2 separate regions of the Homo sapiens genome follow, and region 1 is linked to region 2. The links are chromatin loops, found by intact Hi-C in ENCODE. Cell type or tissue: dorsolateral prefrontal cortex. All regions are shown on one strand.

Region 1 (8,000 bases), 150 kb before region 2:
TTAGAGAAATGCAAAGCAAAACCACAATGACATACTACACTTCACACCCACAAAGATGGCTAGAATTACAAAGGGTTAGAGAGAATGTAGAGAGACTGGAATTCACATACACTGTCAGTGGAAATGTAAAATGGTGCCGCTGCTTTGGAAAACAGTCTAGCAAAGAAACAAACAAACACACAGTGCTTAAAAAAATTAAAAATAGAGGCTGGCCATGGTGGCTCACATCTGTAATCCCAGCACTTTGGGAAGCTGAGGTGGATGGATCACTTGAGGTCAGGAGTTCAAGACCAGCCTGACCAATATGGTGAAACCGTGTTTCTACTAAAAATACAAAAATTAGCTGGGCGTGGCAGCGTGTGCCTGTAATCCCAGCTACTCAGGAGGCTGAGACAGGAGAACTGCTTGAACCTAGGAGGCAGAGGTTGCAGTGAGCTGAGATCGCGCCACTGCACTCCAGCCTGGGCGACATAGCGAGACTCCCTCTTAAAAAAAAAAAAAATTGAATTGGCTTATAACCCAGCAATTCAACTCCTAGGTATATACCCAAGAGAAATGAAAACATATGTCCAAGCACTTTGGGAGGCCAAGGTGGGAGGATCACTTGAGCCCAGGAGTTTAAGACCAGCCTGGGAAACATAGTGAGACCCCACCTTTAAAAAAATAAATAAAATATATGTCTACACAGAAGCCCTTACATAAGGCCGGGTGCAGTGGCTCATGCCTGTAATTCCAGCACTTTAGGAGGGTGAGGCAGGCGGATCACCTCAGGTCAGGAGTTCAAGACCATCCTGGCCAACATGGCGAAACCCTGTCTCTACTACAAATACAAAAATTAGGTGGGCATGGCCAGGTGCAGTGGCTTATGCCTGCCTCAGCTTCCCGTGTAGCTGGGACTACAGGCATGCGCCACCATGCCTGGCTAATTTTTTTTGTTTGTTTTTTGTAGAGACTGGGTTTTGCCATGATGCCCAGGCTGGTCTCGAACTCCTGGACTCAAGAGATCCTCCCGCCGCGGCCTTCCAAAGTGCTGGGATTACAGGCGTGAGCCACTGTGCCCAGCCTAAAGTATATACTTTAAATGGGTAAATTGTATAGTACATGAATTATAGCTCAATAAAACCATTACACCCCCCCAAAAAATATTGTTTCACTTGAGGCCCACTGACTTCCTTTTTTATTTCTTAGAGATCAACCTATTTCTTCCCACCACACAACATTTGCACAAGCTCTTCCTTCTGCCTAGAATGACCTTTCCTCCCACCTGCACCCAGTTTGTTCCTCCCCCTCCTTCCTTCTTAGGTCATGCCCTTAGAGGTGCCACCCTGTCTAAGCCAGACTTTGTAGTGCCAAGATCATTTCCTTTGTGACACTAAGCACTTATGATTTTACAAGAATTTGTGTAATCCTTTGAGTCATGTCTCTCAGAATACGGTGGGCTGCCCAAGGGCAGGGACCACTAAGGGTTTTCCCTGCCCACTTTTTTTTTTTTTTTTTTTTTGAGACAGGGTCTCACTCTGTTGCACAGGCTGGAGTGCAGGGGTGCGATCTCAGCTCACTGCAACCTGTCTCCTGGGTTCAAGTGATTCTCCTGCCTCAGGCTCCCGAGTAGCTGGGACTAGAGGCGCCCGCCATCGTGCCTGACTAATTTTTGAATTTTTAGTAGAAATGGGGTTTCACCATGTTGGCCAGGATGGTCTCGAACTCCTGACCTCAAGTGATCCTCTCACCTCGGCCTCCCAAGGTGCTGGGATTACAGGCGTGAGCCACCGTGCCCAGCCATTTTCCTGCCTCTTGTCCAGCCAGCAGCACACAGTTCGAGATGGGGCAAATGCTGGGTAAACACGTTTCTTTCTTCTTTGGGTAGCCTGACCAGCTAGAAACCTTCCTGTTCCATCCCTTTATAAATAAGGAACTGAAACCGCCCAGAAATGGAGAGATTCCTTCTTTATCCACCACACCAACCTGTCTGGTACCCAGTGAAGCTCCACCTGCCAAAACACTGCAGGGACCCCTGGGTGAGGCACAGTCCCAGGAGATATAAACACATGCTGGAACCTTCTAAGACAGAATTTCCAGACTGTGGCCAGGTGCCGAGGATCACGCCTGTAATCCCAGCACTTTGGGAGGCTGAGGCGAGTGGATCACTTGAGGCCAGGAGTTTGAGACCAGCCTGGCCGACATGGTGAAACCCCATCTCTAGTGCAACTACAAAAATTAGCCAGGCGTGGTGGCACGTGACTGTAGTCCCAGCTTCGAGGGAGGCTGAGGTGGGAGAATCACTTGAATCCGGGAGGCAGAGGTTGCAGTGAGCCAAGATCGCACCGCTGCGCTCCAGCCTGGGCGACAGAGCAAGACTCCGTCTCCGAAAAAAAAAAAAAGTTTCAAGGAGAAGCACAGGAGAGCACAGGGTCCCTAACAAAAGTCCTGCCAACGCAGAGAAGCTCTGAGGGGCTGCAGACCAGCGTGGTACACTGACAGGCCAGGGCTGGGTTGTGGCCAGCAGTCTCCCAGATAAGCAGGGCCCAGGGGCCCCCAAAGAAGCCACAGGGTAACCTTACTTCCTCAGCTATTCTAAGAACAGCTGGCAAAAGCCTTGACTTCCTCTCCAGAAAAGAGCCCATCCCTGCCATGGGTGGTTCAAGGGGACAGCAGAGTCACTGGGTCAAGTGACACAGCAACACTCCAGCCGGCTAACAGTGGGACCACAGCTCCCACCCCACCCCAACCCTGCCCCAGGCTTCTCTCCCCCAAGCCTGGGGCAGAGCTGGGGTCCCAGTGCCTATGACAGCTCACTGTCACCTCAAGCCCCCGCTCCCTATAAGCTGCTGCTAAACACCCTCCCTGACCACTTGTCACTCTTGCAAACCCCACACTGTGGATAATGGACTGTATGGTTCCGGCCTGCTGCTCTGTACATTTGAGCATCCCTGATCTCTACCCATCAGGTGTCAGGAACAGCACCCTGTGAAATCCTAACAATCAAAAATGTCTCAGTAGGCTGGGCACAGTGGTTCATGCCTGTAATCCCAGCTCTTTGGGAGGCCGAGGCAGGCGGATCACCTGAGGTCAGGAGTTTGAGACAAGGCTGGCCAACATGGCAAAACCCCATCTCTACTAAAAATATAAAAAGTAGCCAGGCGTGGTGGCACAACCCTGTAATCCCAGCTACTCGGGAGGCTGAGGCAGGAGAATTGCTTGAACCCAGGAGGCGGAGGTTGCAGTGAGCTGAGATTGTGCCACTGCACTCCAGCCTGGGTGACAACAGCAAGACTCTGTCTCAAAACAAAAAAAAAAAGGCCGGGCGCAGTGGCTCACGCCTGTAATCCCAGCACTTTGGAAGGCCTAGGCGGGCGGATCACGAGGTCAGGAGATCGAGACCACCCTGGCTAACACAGTGAAACCCCCTCTCTAGTAAAAATACAAAAAATTAGCCGGGCATGGTGGCAGGCGCCTGTAGTCCCAGCTACTCGGGAGGCTGAGGCAGGAGAATGGCGTGAACCCGGGAGGCGGAGCTTGCAGTGAGCCACCGTCACGCCACTGCAGCACTCCAGCCTGGGTGACAGAGCGAGACTCCGTCTCAAAAAAAAAAAAAAAGAAAAAAAAGAAGTCTTACTGGGGTTCTGCGAACTAGGCATCTCTTCTTTATTACCTCATTCCACTGATGAGGAAGCAGAGAACTTTCTAGATCATCTGCCACACTCTGGGGACAGAGTGTGGGTTTCAACTTTCCTCTTCTTCTTCCTCCTCCTCCTCCTACCCTGAGGCTTCCTGACTTTCAGCTGGTAGTCGGGTCACTAACCCTTGATGGGCCTCAGTTTCCCCATATGGACAGTGGACAGAATGGTAGGATACATTTTCCTACACATCCTGGGTGCCGCCACAAGGCCCTGAAACCCCGACCCAGGGCTGGTTCATGGCCTTCCGAGGCCAGATGGCGATTTGTAGCCATTTATTGAGCCCCTATCCTGGCAGCGGTCAGCATGAGAAGCAGACATGTTAGTGAATACTGCAGGATCAGAAGTTCAGAAAACAGAATTACAGGAAGAGCCAGGGCAGGCAGGAGAGATCTAGGAGTTGGAGTCCTAGGGCAAAAGGTTCAGGGGTCACAGGTGAAGGGTTGACAGGTCCAGAGGACATAGGGTGGGGTTAGGGGGTGGGGGTCACAGGACCCAAGGGTTAGAGGTTGGAAATGATAGGATGAGAGAGGTCTGCTTCTATGGGAGAAGGTGCTGGTCTTACAGTCAAAGGGCAGGGATCAGAGGTCACAGAAGTCATAGGGAATGATCTCAGGTGGCATGGTTACAGGTCAGGGGTCAGCCTCACCTGGTCTCCCTGGCGGGCAATGATGGTGCCAGCTTTGGCGTGGTGCAGCAAGACTCTGCTGTTCAGGAGGGAGGGGTCCTGGGGAGGTAGGGGGGTTGAGATGGGCGCAGCCAGGCCTCCCTTGCGCCCTGTGCCCAGCTCCCCTCGGCTGCCCACCTCAATCCGCATCAGCTTGGCCAGCTCCTGCTTTGCTGCCTCGAAGATGCTGCTGGTCTGGCGGCCCTGGTAGGGCCCGAAAGGGCAGCCACCAGTGGCCGACTCATCCTCACAGTAGCTGTATTCACAGGCGCCTGCCGGCTGCTCACGAGGCTCCTGAGTGGGGGTCTGAGTGGGGCAGGCTTGTGACCTCCTGATGCTCCCTCCCAGCCACCTTCCCCTGCGGGCTCCACCACCGGGCAGGGTCCCAAGCCTTACCCGAGCGGGGGCTGCCAGGGACCCCCCGGAGGCCTCTTCCTGCAGGGACACGGAGATCCGGCCACGCTCATAGGCCATGTCGAAGTCGGAGCGGGGGCCACCCTGCAAGCCTGCAGGCAGGCAGGGGGGCAACAAAAACCATAAAGATGAGAGTAAGATTTTTAAAAAATGAGCCAGGTGTAGTGGTGCAGGCCTGTAGTTCCAGCTATTTGGGAGGCTGGGGCTGGAGGATCACTTGAGCATAGGAGTTCGAGGCTGCAGTGAGCTATGACAGCACCACTGCACTCTAGCCTGGGAGACAGGTCTCAAAAGAAAAGAAAAAGATGAGAGTAACCACAGTTGCAGTCTGAGACCAATGGATACCAATGTGCCATGGGCCACTGCTGTAGCAGACATGACTAATCAACGCCTGCACTCTCCCTCTGAATCCCTCTTAACAGGTGGGAGAAGCACTATCTCAATGAATATCTACAAAACAGTGCCTGGGGAAGTACTGGCAGTGTTCCCATTTCGCAGATTAAAACAATCAAGACAGGCAGGCGGTGGACCTGGATTCAAACCTGGAAGCTCCATGGCCCTCCCCGCAGACCCAGTGCTCCAAACCTGAGATGTCCCCTGGCATGGAGACGCAGCGGCTCAGCAGAGGGGCCGAGGGGGTTTCCAGGGATGTGGGCTTCACAGGGTCCCCTGGGGGAGACACATGTTCAGGCTCCTGCCCCTCAGAGCCACTAGGAGGATTAGCAGGTTGGGAGATAAGGAGATGCTGGCGACTGATTAACTAGTTAAAGCAATTCCAATGGGCCCTTGGGGACGAGGCCACAGCTTCCTCGGTACCAGATAGGAGTCAGACCTGGGTACCCCGCTATGGAGTCCCTGTGGGGCTGGACAAGGTCAGGTTGACTCTATGCAGAACTGAAAAAGGGGCTGGCGGCTGAGACGGGGCTTCCTGGGAGATTGGGCTCGGCTGGCCTCGGGTCCCTGGGTACCTGTAGGTCCAGGCAGCGGGGCCCCGGTGGGATCGGGTGGCCGCCCTGGGGTCTCCCTGGGCTCGTCTGTAGCTGAGGTGCTGACCATTCTCTTGGAGCCCCGCACAGGGCTGGTGCGAGTTGGGAGGCCGGGGCTGGGGAACAGACGCAGGGGCTGGATCTCCTGGGGGCAGAGAACAGCTTGTGGCCTGTCCTGGGAGGGAGACCTCGCCCCCATCCCCCCTGTGCTCGCTCCCCGCCACCCACTCACGTGGCTGAAGAGCTCATTGGTCAGACCCAGGTAGTTGTGCAGTGCCAGGAAGGTGACTCGCTGCAGCCGCACCATGATGATCTGCAGGGCTCGAGGGGCGTGGCCATAAGATGGGGCGGGGTAAGGGGCAGGGCCAGATGGTGGGCCGGGCTAGTTCGCAGCATAAGGGGTCGGGCGGGAACCAGGGAGAGACCCACAGTCTGGGGAAATGGGGCGAGGCAGCTAAGGGAGGAGTCCGCGGCTGCAGACATCTGGCTGCTCCAGGCCGATAACCACAGCTCCAGCGCCTGCTGGCTGCTGGGCCTCGGTCCCTTGGAGCCTGGAATGGGTGGGGGCCAGGGTGGGGTCCCTCAGGGGGTGACAGGAGGCGAAGGCCCACTGACCTGCACGACCCGCACCAAGCTCTCCGGGTACTTGGTGAAGACCGCGGAGAATGCTTCCACCGGCAGGCGCAGCACCGTGGAGTCCCGGGCCGCCCGGGCAGACACGGTCCGCTGGGGATGCTGGTGACCCTGGGGGAGGGGAGGGCGTGAAGAGAGACAAGGGCAGAGGCTGCGAGTCCCCCTCGCTACTCCCCTAATCCTTCCTGGCGCCAGTCCCGTGAGGGGCCATCGGCAGCATAACGGATGAACCAGAGATTGGGGACCCTGTGATTTCCTTCAACCTAGTCCCTTGGGTGGGACCTTGCACCCCAGCCCCCCTGCCTCAGAAACTGGTCACTCACGGTGATGACATCCAGGATGCTGAGAAGGCTGTTGACGCTGTCCCCAGGAACCACTTCCTTCACCACACACTCCTTCCCGTCCTGAGACACAGGAGACCGTGGACCCTCAGTGGCCTCGCCCTGGTGACTGGCATGTCGCCCCCTCATCCATCCCAATGATCACTGACACTTCTCATCCCTTCTCAGGGGAACCCACCAACCCTTCCAACGAGCAGGCATCTCCCATCGTTCAATACTTGTAACTACTGAGCAACTACGCAGACTACCCCAAATGTCCTCGGTCACCCGTTCCCCTGACTCCCGATGACGCATCTCCAAAGACCACCAGCTCTACAGACCAATGCCTGCTGCCCATCCCCACCACCCATCCTCCTGCAGCAGCCCCTGGGGAGGCCCACTCACAGGCCCTGGCAGACAGAGCTCCAGCAGCCCGTCCTGCACCACGTAGATGCTGGCATCTGGCTGGCCCGGCCGGAAGACGTAGTCACCCTGGCCCAGCCGCTGGAAGACCATGTGGCGGCAGAGCTCCAGGAAGAGTGGCTTCTCGAAGTGGCCCAGCACCCTGTTGGACAGGCGGTGGGCGACAGAGGCTGGAGGTCAGGGCGGCCCCACGTCTGCAGCCCTCCACCCCCACCTGCACCCCAACACTGACCGGACGTTCTTGAGCATATAAAGCACTTCAGAGGGCAGATGGGAGTTAGCCAGGTCGCCCTCGGTCAGGTCAGCTTCTAGCACTGCGGGCGGGGGCTCCTTCCGCTGCAGCGTGGGCGTCTCTTTCTGGATGCGCAGGATCCTGGTGGGAGGGGAGGGGTGCCGGGGGTGAGGGGGGCACGGAGAAGGCTCAGGCAAACCTAAGACCCCCGCATACCCCTTTCCCCAGGGCTCATGTACAGCAAACTCTGGCCCGCTGGCCAAATCAGGCTGGCCACCTTTTTTTTTTTTTTTTTTTTTTTGAGACGAAGTTTTGCTCTTGTTTCCCAGGCTGGAGTGCAATGGTGCGATCTCGGCTCACTGCAACCTCCACCTCCAGGGTTCAAGCGATTCTCCTGCCTCAGCCTCCCTAGTAGCTGGGATTACAGGCATGTGCCACCACGCCCAGCTAATTTTGCATTTTTAGTAGAGATGGGGTTTCTCCATGTTGGGCAGGCTGGTCTCGAACTCCTGACCTCAGGTGATCCGCCCGACTCGGCCTCCCAAAGGCTGGGATTAAAGGTGTGAGCCACTGTGCCCTGCCTCAGGAGTCTCGCTCTTTTACCCAGGCTGGAGTGCAGTGGCGAAATCTCGGCCCACTGCAACCTCC
Region 2 (8,000 bases):
AGGCAGGAGAATGGCGTGAACCCGGAGGTGGAGCTTGCAGTGGGCCAAGATCGCGCCACTGCACTCCAGGCTGGGGCACAGAGCAAAACTCTGTCTCAAAAAAAAAAAAGAAGGAAAAAAAAACATTAGTGTATCTACTGCTTTGAACATATTGAACATAATCAGACTAGAACTCTATACTCAGTTGAAACTATGAATCTATCTCTGACAAAAGCAGAGAAGCAAGCAAATTTAATTTAGTTCACATACAACTTAATTTGCATCACAAAAATGAGAACAACTGCTGTCACCGAATGCTCTCGGAGGACATTATTTTACCCAGTTTCCCTCCCTCACCCAGTCAGCCACAATCCTCCCCTCAAAAAATTCCTCCAGGCAGCTGCGAGGCTTCCACTGGTGCTGTTTTGCACCTAGAGAGAGGGTTTTCAAACACAGTAGTTCTTGACCGTCTCAGGGGGAAAGTAAAGTTTACCTAACAAATAACAAAGAAACAGCGATTGGCTGGACTTCATATAAGGTCTCTGGGCTTTTAAATGATTTTCAGAGAGGTGGCAGCAAAAATGTTTTGTAAGTCATAGAGTTTGAAGAGATAGAAACATGACCCAGGATGAGTGAGAATGAGGGAGATCTTGACACACGATCTGAGCTATGTTAAACATGTGCTAGGTAAACACCCAGGGAGGCACAGCCAGTCACCACGGCCCTGGCCCACAAAGGGCAATGGCCTTGAAGCCGTAATTGCTACTGTGTGACAAGAATGAAAATTATACTACAGCTATGCCAGAAACAATGTATGTGCTACTTCCCCTTTCAAAGTGGGGACATTCTCAAGTCGATTTAAGCAAGAAAGAGAGAAGGAACCAAAGAATCTCTTTTCTTTCTTTCTTTATTTTTTTTTTTTTTTTTGAGACAGAGTCTAGCTCTGTTGCCCAGGCTGGAGTGCAATGGCGTGATCTCGGCTCACTGCAACCTCTGCCTTGCGGGTTCAAGCGATTCTCCTGCCTCAGCCTCCCAAGTAGCTGGGATTACAGGCGCAGGCCACCACGCCCAGCTAATTTTTGTATTTCTTAGTAGAGATGGGGTTTCACCCTGTTGGCCAGGCTGGTCTCGAACTCCTGGCCTCTCTGCCCACCTCGACCTCCCAAGGTGTTGGGATTACAGGTGTGAGCCATGGTGCCCGGTCTCTTTTCTGCTTCTCTAAGGTATGCCATTTAAAAATGAAATATGACCGGGCGTGGTGGCTCATGCATGTAATCTCAGCTCTCTTGGAGGCCAAGGAGGGGATATTACCTGAGGTCAGGAGTTCGACATCAGCCTGGCCAACATGGCGAAACCCCGCCTCTACTAAAAATACAAAAAATTAGCTGGGCGTGGTGGCACACACCTGTAATCCCAGCTACTCGGGAGGCTGAGGCGAAATTGCTTAAACTTGGGAGGCGGAGGTTGTAGTGAGCCAAGATCACACCACTGCACTCCAGCCTGGGCGCCAGAGCGAGACCGTCTCAAAAAACAAAAGGAAAAAGAAAAAGGAAACACACTTTGAAGTATATATACACAGTGGCATGATTAAATCTAGCTTAGTAACAAATGCAGCACTTCGCATAGCTCTCATTTTTGTGGTGAAAGTGCTTAACATCCGCTCCTCTTGCATTTTTCAAGAATATGTCACGTTGCACATGATAAATACATACACTGTTATCTGTCAGTTAAAAAAACAAAAACAAAAACCACAGGCTGTGGCAGCTCACGCCTGTAATCCTAGCACTTTGGGAGGCCGAGGTGGGAGGATCGCTTGAGTCCAGGACTTCAAGACCAGCCTGGGCAACATAGCGAGACCCCACAAAAAAAATTTTTTTTTTTTTTTGAGATGGAATCTCGTTCTGTTGCCCAGGCTGGAGTGCAGTGGCACGATCTCGGCTCACTGCAACCTCTACCTCCCGGGTTCACGCCATTCTCCTGCCTCAGCCTCCTGACTAGCTGGGACTACAGGCACACGCCATCATGCCCAGCTAATTTTTTGTATTTTTAGTAGAGACGGGGTTTCACCGTGTTAGCCAGGATGGTCTCAATCTCCTGACCTCGTGATCTGCCCCCCCCCGGGCCTCCCAAAGTGCTGGGATTACAGGTGTGAGCCACCGCACCCGGCCCAAAAAATTTTTAAAAATTAGCCAGACATGGAAGCGCGTGTCTGTAGTCCCAGCTACTTGGGAGTTTGTGGCAGGAGGATTATTTGAGCCCAGGAGTTCGAGGCTGTAGTGAGCTATGATTGTGCTATTGCACTCCAGTCTGGGCAACAGAGTGAGACCCTGTCTCTAAAAAGAAAAAAAAAATTTTAAGTAAAATCACATACTAATTTCAGAAGAAAACAAAAACTAAATAAGCTATACAAAACCAAAACAAAGTAACGTTTACAAAAATGAAATGTATTATGCCTGCCAGCTGTTTGCTCTTTTTTGCTCTAGAACAAACACATCTTCATTTTTTTTTTTTTTTTTTTTTCGCAAAAAGGCTTGCTGACCTACAGAAATAGGAAACTACTGATAAAGCGTAAACCCTGACTCGGTCCAAACAACATCCGAGATGCTCAAATTTTCCAAACTCTTTATAATTTGGAATGTTAACCTAAACATCCAAGCCTGGGAGCATTCGCATATGCAAAGGGTGTATAACACTGATGGAAAGTTTGCCATATGCCAGACACTTCTGTGATGCACCTTACACAGATTACTTCATAGAAACCCCAACCAACCCTTATTCCCATTTTAAAGATGGGAAGACGGAAACTTAGTGAAGTTACACGGCTAACAGGTGGTGGAACTGGGACCAGAACCCAGCTCGGATCTGACCTCAAGCCTGTGCTCCTGACACTTCTTTTTTTTTTTTTTTAGACAGTCTTGCTCTGTCGCCAGGCTGGAGTGCAGTGGCCCGATCGCGGCTCACTGCAACTTCTGCCTCCCGAGTTCAAGTGATTCCCCTGCCTCAGCCTCCAGAGTAGCTGGAACTACAGGCGCCCGCTACCATGCCCGGCTAATTTTTGTATTTTAGTAGAGATGGGGTTTCACCATGTTGGCCAGGATGGTCTCGATCTCCTGACCTCGTGATCCACCCACCTTGGCCTCCCAAAGTGCTGGGATTACAGGCTTGAGCCACCGCGCCCAGCCTCTCCTGACACCTCTTACAGCTGGAGGATTAATCATTCACTCAGACACCTGCAAAACTCATCCCTTGGCCACTGGGCTGTCTATACTGTCCTGAACTCTCTCTCTGGTCAATGGGAAGAGAATGGGGCCCTTCAAAGCTACTGGCTGGAGCTTCATCTCCGCGAAAACAAGGCAAAGGGGAAAAGGTGTGTTGGCCGCTTCGCTTCCGTGGTAAAACTTTAAGAATGTTTTTTAATCCTGTGGTCCAGGCTTTAATCTCAACAGAGCAAGAGATAAGGGGCAGATAGCCACAGCAAAACACTCAAGTGCTAGTAGAATTAACGCAGGAAAAGAAAACCAAATACTGCACTTTCCCACTTGTAAGTGGAGCTAAACCTTGGGTACTCATGGACACCAAGAAGACAACAGAAACTGGGCTCTACTAGAGCGGGAAGGGAAGGAGGAGGTCAAGGGTTGAAACTATCTATTGAGTACTATGCTCAGTACCTGGGTGACGAGATCAGTCACACCCCAAACCTCAGCATCACGCAATATATCCAGGTAACAAACCTGTACATGTACCCCCTCAATCTCAAATAAAAGTTGAAATTTAAAAACGTAAAACAAAACGAAACATGTAAGGACCAGGGGAAAGCTTCTCGTTCCCGTCCGCAATGAAAGCACCAACTGAGTTCTTATACAAGAAACTAAAACCCATGGCACAGATAGTTCTCACGGTTTTGCACCCAAACGCTCCCTGCCAGGGAGGGCTGTCTGCTCCGGGGTGTGAGGGTTCTCCCGGGAGGCCTGAAATACGACGGTGCTGGGTATTGTGGTGGGTTCCATTCCATCCCTGGTCCTGCCCCGGGCGCTCCTGAACGAGGAGCAGAGGCTGGGGCCCAAGTGACCCCTCCTCTCCTCTCCTGGAGGAGAGTAAGCCGTAGCACCCCAGGACTGGCTGGGGCTCGGACGGAGCGGGCGGGCATCGTCTGCACCTCTGCACCCTGCAATCGCCGCCTAGAGCCTCCATGCATTGAAGGAGCAGCCTGCACCCCAGCACCCGTTCGCCTGCCTGGAGAAGTCCCCCAGGAGCCGGCGGGAGGCCCGAGGCAGCCCCGGGGGTCCCGCGCCCCAGGCCACCCCCTGAAGAGACCGAGGGCCCCCTCCTGAGCCCCGTTTTCCTCGGGACCGCCCCGCCGCCGTCCTCACCTCGGCCCGATCGCCCGCAGGCCGCTCTCCGCCAGCTCCTCTGCCACTCTCGCAGCCGCCTCCGATGCCTCCGTCCGGCCCCCCCAGATCCACAGTAGCTAGCAGCTGGGAGCCGGAAGCGGGAAGCCGCGCGAGGAGAGCAGCGCATGCGCGATCCCGCCTCGGAGGCGGGGCAGAGGGCGTGACCCGGAAGGAGGCGTGCCCTCGAGGGCGGGGCGCTCCCGGGGACCTGGGGCTGCTGCTCCCCGAGCCGTGGTGAGGGGGCGTCGGCTCGGCCTTGAGAGGGGCGCGGGCACCGAAGTGGGAGGGTGCTCGCGGCGAGGGTGAGGGCGACTTTTGAGGGGCGGGTCAGCGGGGTTGGGGGGCTTTTTGAAGGAGAGCAATGCGAGCCTGGCTGTCAGTAGGGCCGGGGGCTCTGAGGGGACAGCTGGGTTGCGGGGATCCAGAGGGAGAGCAGCAGGGTTAGGTGGGCGTTTTGTGGGGTTAACGGAAGCCTGGGTGATTAGCGCGGCTGGGGAGGGAGTCCTGAGGAGGACAGCGGTTTGGAGAATCTCAAGGGGGGTACAGCACAGTTAGGGGGACCCTGAGGGAGGACAGCGGGGTTGGGGGACCCCAAGGGAGGACAGCGGGGTTGGGGGGACCCCGAGGGAGGACAGCGGAGTTGGGGGACCCCGAGGGAGGATAGCGGGGTTAAGGGGACCCCAAGGGAGGACAGTGGAGCTGGGGGTGTTTTGGAAGAATCAACGGATGCCTGGAGGGGTTGTCAGTGGGCTCCTACGGGCTCGTTAGGATTGGAAGTACCTAAGGGGGGCACTCCCAGTGGTGGGGAGTCCTAGCGGGGAGAGTCCAAGAAATGGAGAGGGCAGGGTCTGTCACCTGAGAAAAAAGAAGCAGCATCAGGGAGTGGTGGGGGGATCACTTCATCCCAGGAGTTCAGGACCACCAGTCTGGGCAACATAGCAAGACCCCATCTCTACAAAACATTTTTTAAAATGAGCAGGGCATGGAGGCGCCTGCCTGTGGTCCCAACTCCTCCAGAGGCTGAGGTGGGAGGATGACTTGAGCCTGGGAGGTCCAGGCTGCGGTGAGCTATGATCATGCCTCCAGAGGCTGAGGTGGGAGGATGACTTGAGCCTGGGAGGTCCAGGCTGCAGTGAGCTATAATCATGCCACTGCACTCCAGCCTGGACAACAGAGCAAGACTCTGTCTCAAAATAACAACAACAAAAAAAGAGGCAGCATAGACTTCAGAAAGGTGGGTCTGGGAAAAATGAATCATATACCTCTCCAGTGGTCTCAGACACCCCAACATAGATACCATCAGATCCCCTAAACACAGGCACCCAGGCAGGTGCCATCAGATACCCAAAACAGGCTTCCAGGTAACCCCCAAATATGTCAGACACTCCACATAGGTCCAGCAGATACCCCCAAACACATACTAGATAACCCCAATACAGATGCTGTCAGATACCCTCAAACAGGTGCTCAGAGTCTGAAACACATACCATACCCTCCCCTATCCACTTCCACACAGGTGCTATTTGGCAGATGTGGATAGGCCAGATGCTTCCCCCAGCACCAGCAACCTCTCAATTGCCATCAGACACCCCAGTCTTGAGGTTGCCTGTCTAATCCAAGTCCTGCCACAGGGGAGGCAGTTGAACAGTAACCAGGAGTCGAGCAGAACAGCTCTCACCAAGGTTGGCTGGTCAGCCAGGCCTAGAAGATCTCCCCATGGCCAGGCAAGACGGCTCATGCCTGTAATCCTAACACTTTGGGAGTCTGAGGAGGGAGGATCACTTGAGTCCAGGAGCTTTGAGATCAGCCTGGGAAACCTCGCATGACCCAGTCTCTATTTTAGAAAAAAAGATTTCCCCAAACCCAATCACTTCAAAACATGCACAATATGTTGTTGAGAGTCCCCAGTTCAGAAGCTGGAGGGTTGCGTCCCCAGGTGGACTAGCCTTCAGTTCAAGTCCAACCTTCATGGTCCAGAGGAAGGGAGCATGTTCAGGGAATTGGATGTCCCAGAAATGCAAGACGTAATTCACCAGGCACCCTACTGCAGCTGAGGTCAGAAACTCTAACACGGGAGTTTATGAGGGCTCAATGGTTGGGCAGCTGTGTAGCTGTGGCTTATGGACTTAGGGGCATGAACCTTATTTTTTTTCCTTTTTTTTTTTTTTTTTTTTTTTTTGAGACAGGATCTCACTCTGTCACTTAGGCTGGAAGTGCAGTGGCACAATCATAGCTCATTGCAGCTTCCATCTCCTGGGCTCAAGTTGTCCTCCCACCTCAGCCTCCCAAGTAGCTGGGACCACAGGCACACACCACCACGTCTGGCTAATTTTTTTGTAGAGACAGAGTTTCGCCATGTTGCCTAGATTGGTCTCGAACTCCTGAGCTCAAGTGATCTGCCCGCCTGGGCCTCCTATGATGCCAGGATTGTAGGTGTGAGCCATCATGCCCGGCCTTTGAACCTTATTTCTTTCTTTCTCTTTTTCTTTCTTTTTTTTTTTTTTTCTTTCTTGAGACAGAGTCTCACTCTGTCACCCAGGCTGCAGTGTAGTGGTACCATCTAGGCTCACTGCAGCCTCCACCTCCTGGGTTCAAGTGATCCTCCTGCCTCAGCCTCCCGAGTGCTGGAATTACAGGTATGCACCACCAAGCCTGGCTAATTTTTGTGTTTTTTTTTTGTTTTTTTTTCAGTAGAGTCAGGGTTTCACCATGTTGGCCAGACTGGTCTTGAACTCCTGACCTCAAGTGATCCTCCCACCCTGGCCTCCCAAAGTGCTGGGATTACAGGCGTGAGCCACTGGGTCTGGCCATCAGCCTTATTTCTATAGCTATCTTGGTTATAGGAAACTTCAGGTGGACACAGCCCTCCCCTAAACATAGAAACCAACTTTCTCAGAGACAACTAGGAAGGAGAAACATCTCCCATCTTTCTTTTATCCATCCAACCATTCTGCATTTATGAGTCTTTTTTTTTTTTTTTTTTTTTGAGACGGAGTCTCACTCTGTTGCCCAAGCTGGAGTGCAGTGGTGCCATCTTGGCTCACTGCAAACTCCACCTCCCAGATTGAAGCAATTCTCCTGCCTCAGCCTCCCGAGTAGCTGGGATTGCAGGCACCCGCCACTACATCTGGCTAATTTTTGTATTTTTTGTAGAGATGGGGTTTTACCATGTTGGCCAGGCTGGTCTTGAACTCCTGACCTTAGGTGATCTGCCTGCCTCAGCCTCCCAAAGTGCTGGGATTACAGGCGTGAGCCACCACACCTGGCCTCATTTATGAGTCTTTAGCATGGACCAGGGGCGCTAGGAGCTAAGGAGATGCAAGGAGCTTAGGCCCAGAGCAGGGTTTTCTCAGCTTGGCACTTTCGACAATTAGGGCTGGATAATTCTCGGTGGTGGTGGCAGGGGTGGTCTCCTATGCACTGGAGGGTGTTGAGCGGCATCCCTGGTCTCTACCTCCTAGATGCCAGTGGCTCCCCTGGTCCTGAAAAAAATGCCTCCAGATGTTTCCTTGGCTGAGAGCAACTGGCCTAAGAGACATTCAGACACTTATCCAGCCTAATTCCGACTTCCTGGAGGAAGTGGGCCTGGGCTTTGTCTTAAAAGGATGAGTAAGAGTTAGGTGGGAGAGG

The links. A loop is a pair of places that touch in the nucleus more often than their neighbours do. Peaks named below come from ENCODE experiments on the same cell type or tissue, not always from the same donor. Only the 100,000 strongest peaks of a DNase experiment are listed, where the experiment ranks them.
Region 1: it touches region 2 in a loop (2.4-fold over the local background); 38 of 110 quality-filtered maps call a loop at or near these places.

The regions. Positions count from the first base shown.
Region 1 is chr19:7,539,411-7,547,410 of GRCh38, reverse strand. It overlaps PNPLA6 (patatin like domain 6, lysophospholipase), which reads right to left. Exons shown (of 32, transcript NM_001166114.2): 4 at 7,353-7,493; 5 at 7,103-7,262; 6 at 6,701-6,781; 7 at 6,360-6,488; 8 at 5,977-6,057; 9 at 5,727-5,889; 10 at 5,344-5,427; 11 at 4,741-4,850; 12 at 4,483-4,650; 13 at 4,327-4,404. Among named protein-coding and RNA genes, the nearest start is that of PNPLA6, 7.7 kb to the right of the region's middle. In dorsolateral prefrontal cortex, no CTCF peak of the experiment used is centred here; no DNase peak of the experiment used is centred here; H3K27ac peaks cover 2,687 bases.
Region 2 is chr19:7,391,597-7,399,596 of GRCh38, reverse strand. All of the region lies in intron 10 of ARHGEF18 (Rho/Rac guanine nucleotide exchange factor 18), which reads right to left. ARHGEF18-AS1 (ARHGEF18 antisense RNA 1) reads left to right here and starts at 4,538. Exons shown (of 2, transcript NR_186326.1): 1 at 4,538-4,604. RefSeq lists enhancers at 585-1,089, 1,090-1,595, 3,671-3,850 and silencers at 1,607-1,807, 4,061-4,630, 4,339-4,779. In dorsolateral prefrontal cortex, a CTCF peak has its summit at 4,504; DNase peaks (open chromatin) are centred at 4,101 and 4,486; H3K4me3 peaks cover 3,431 bases; H3K27ac peaks cover 2,321 bases.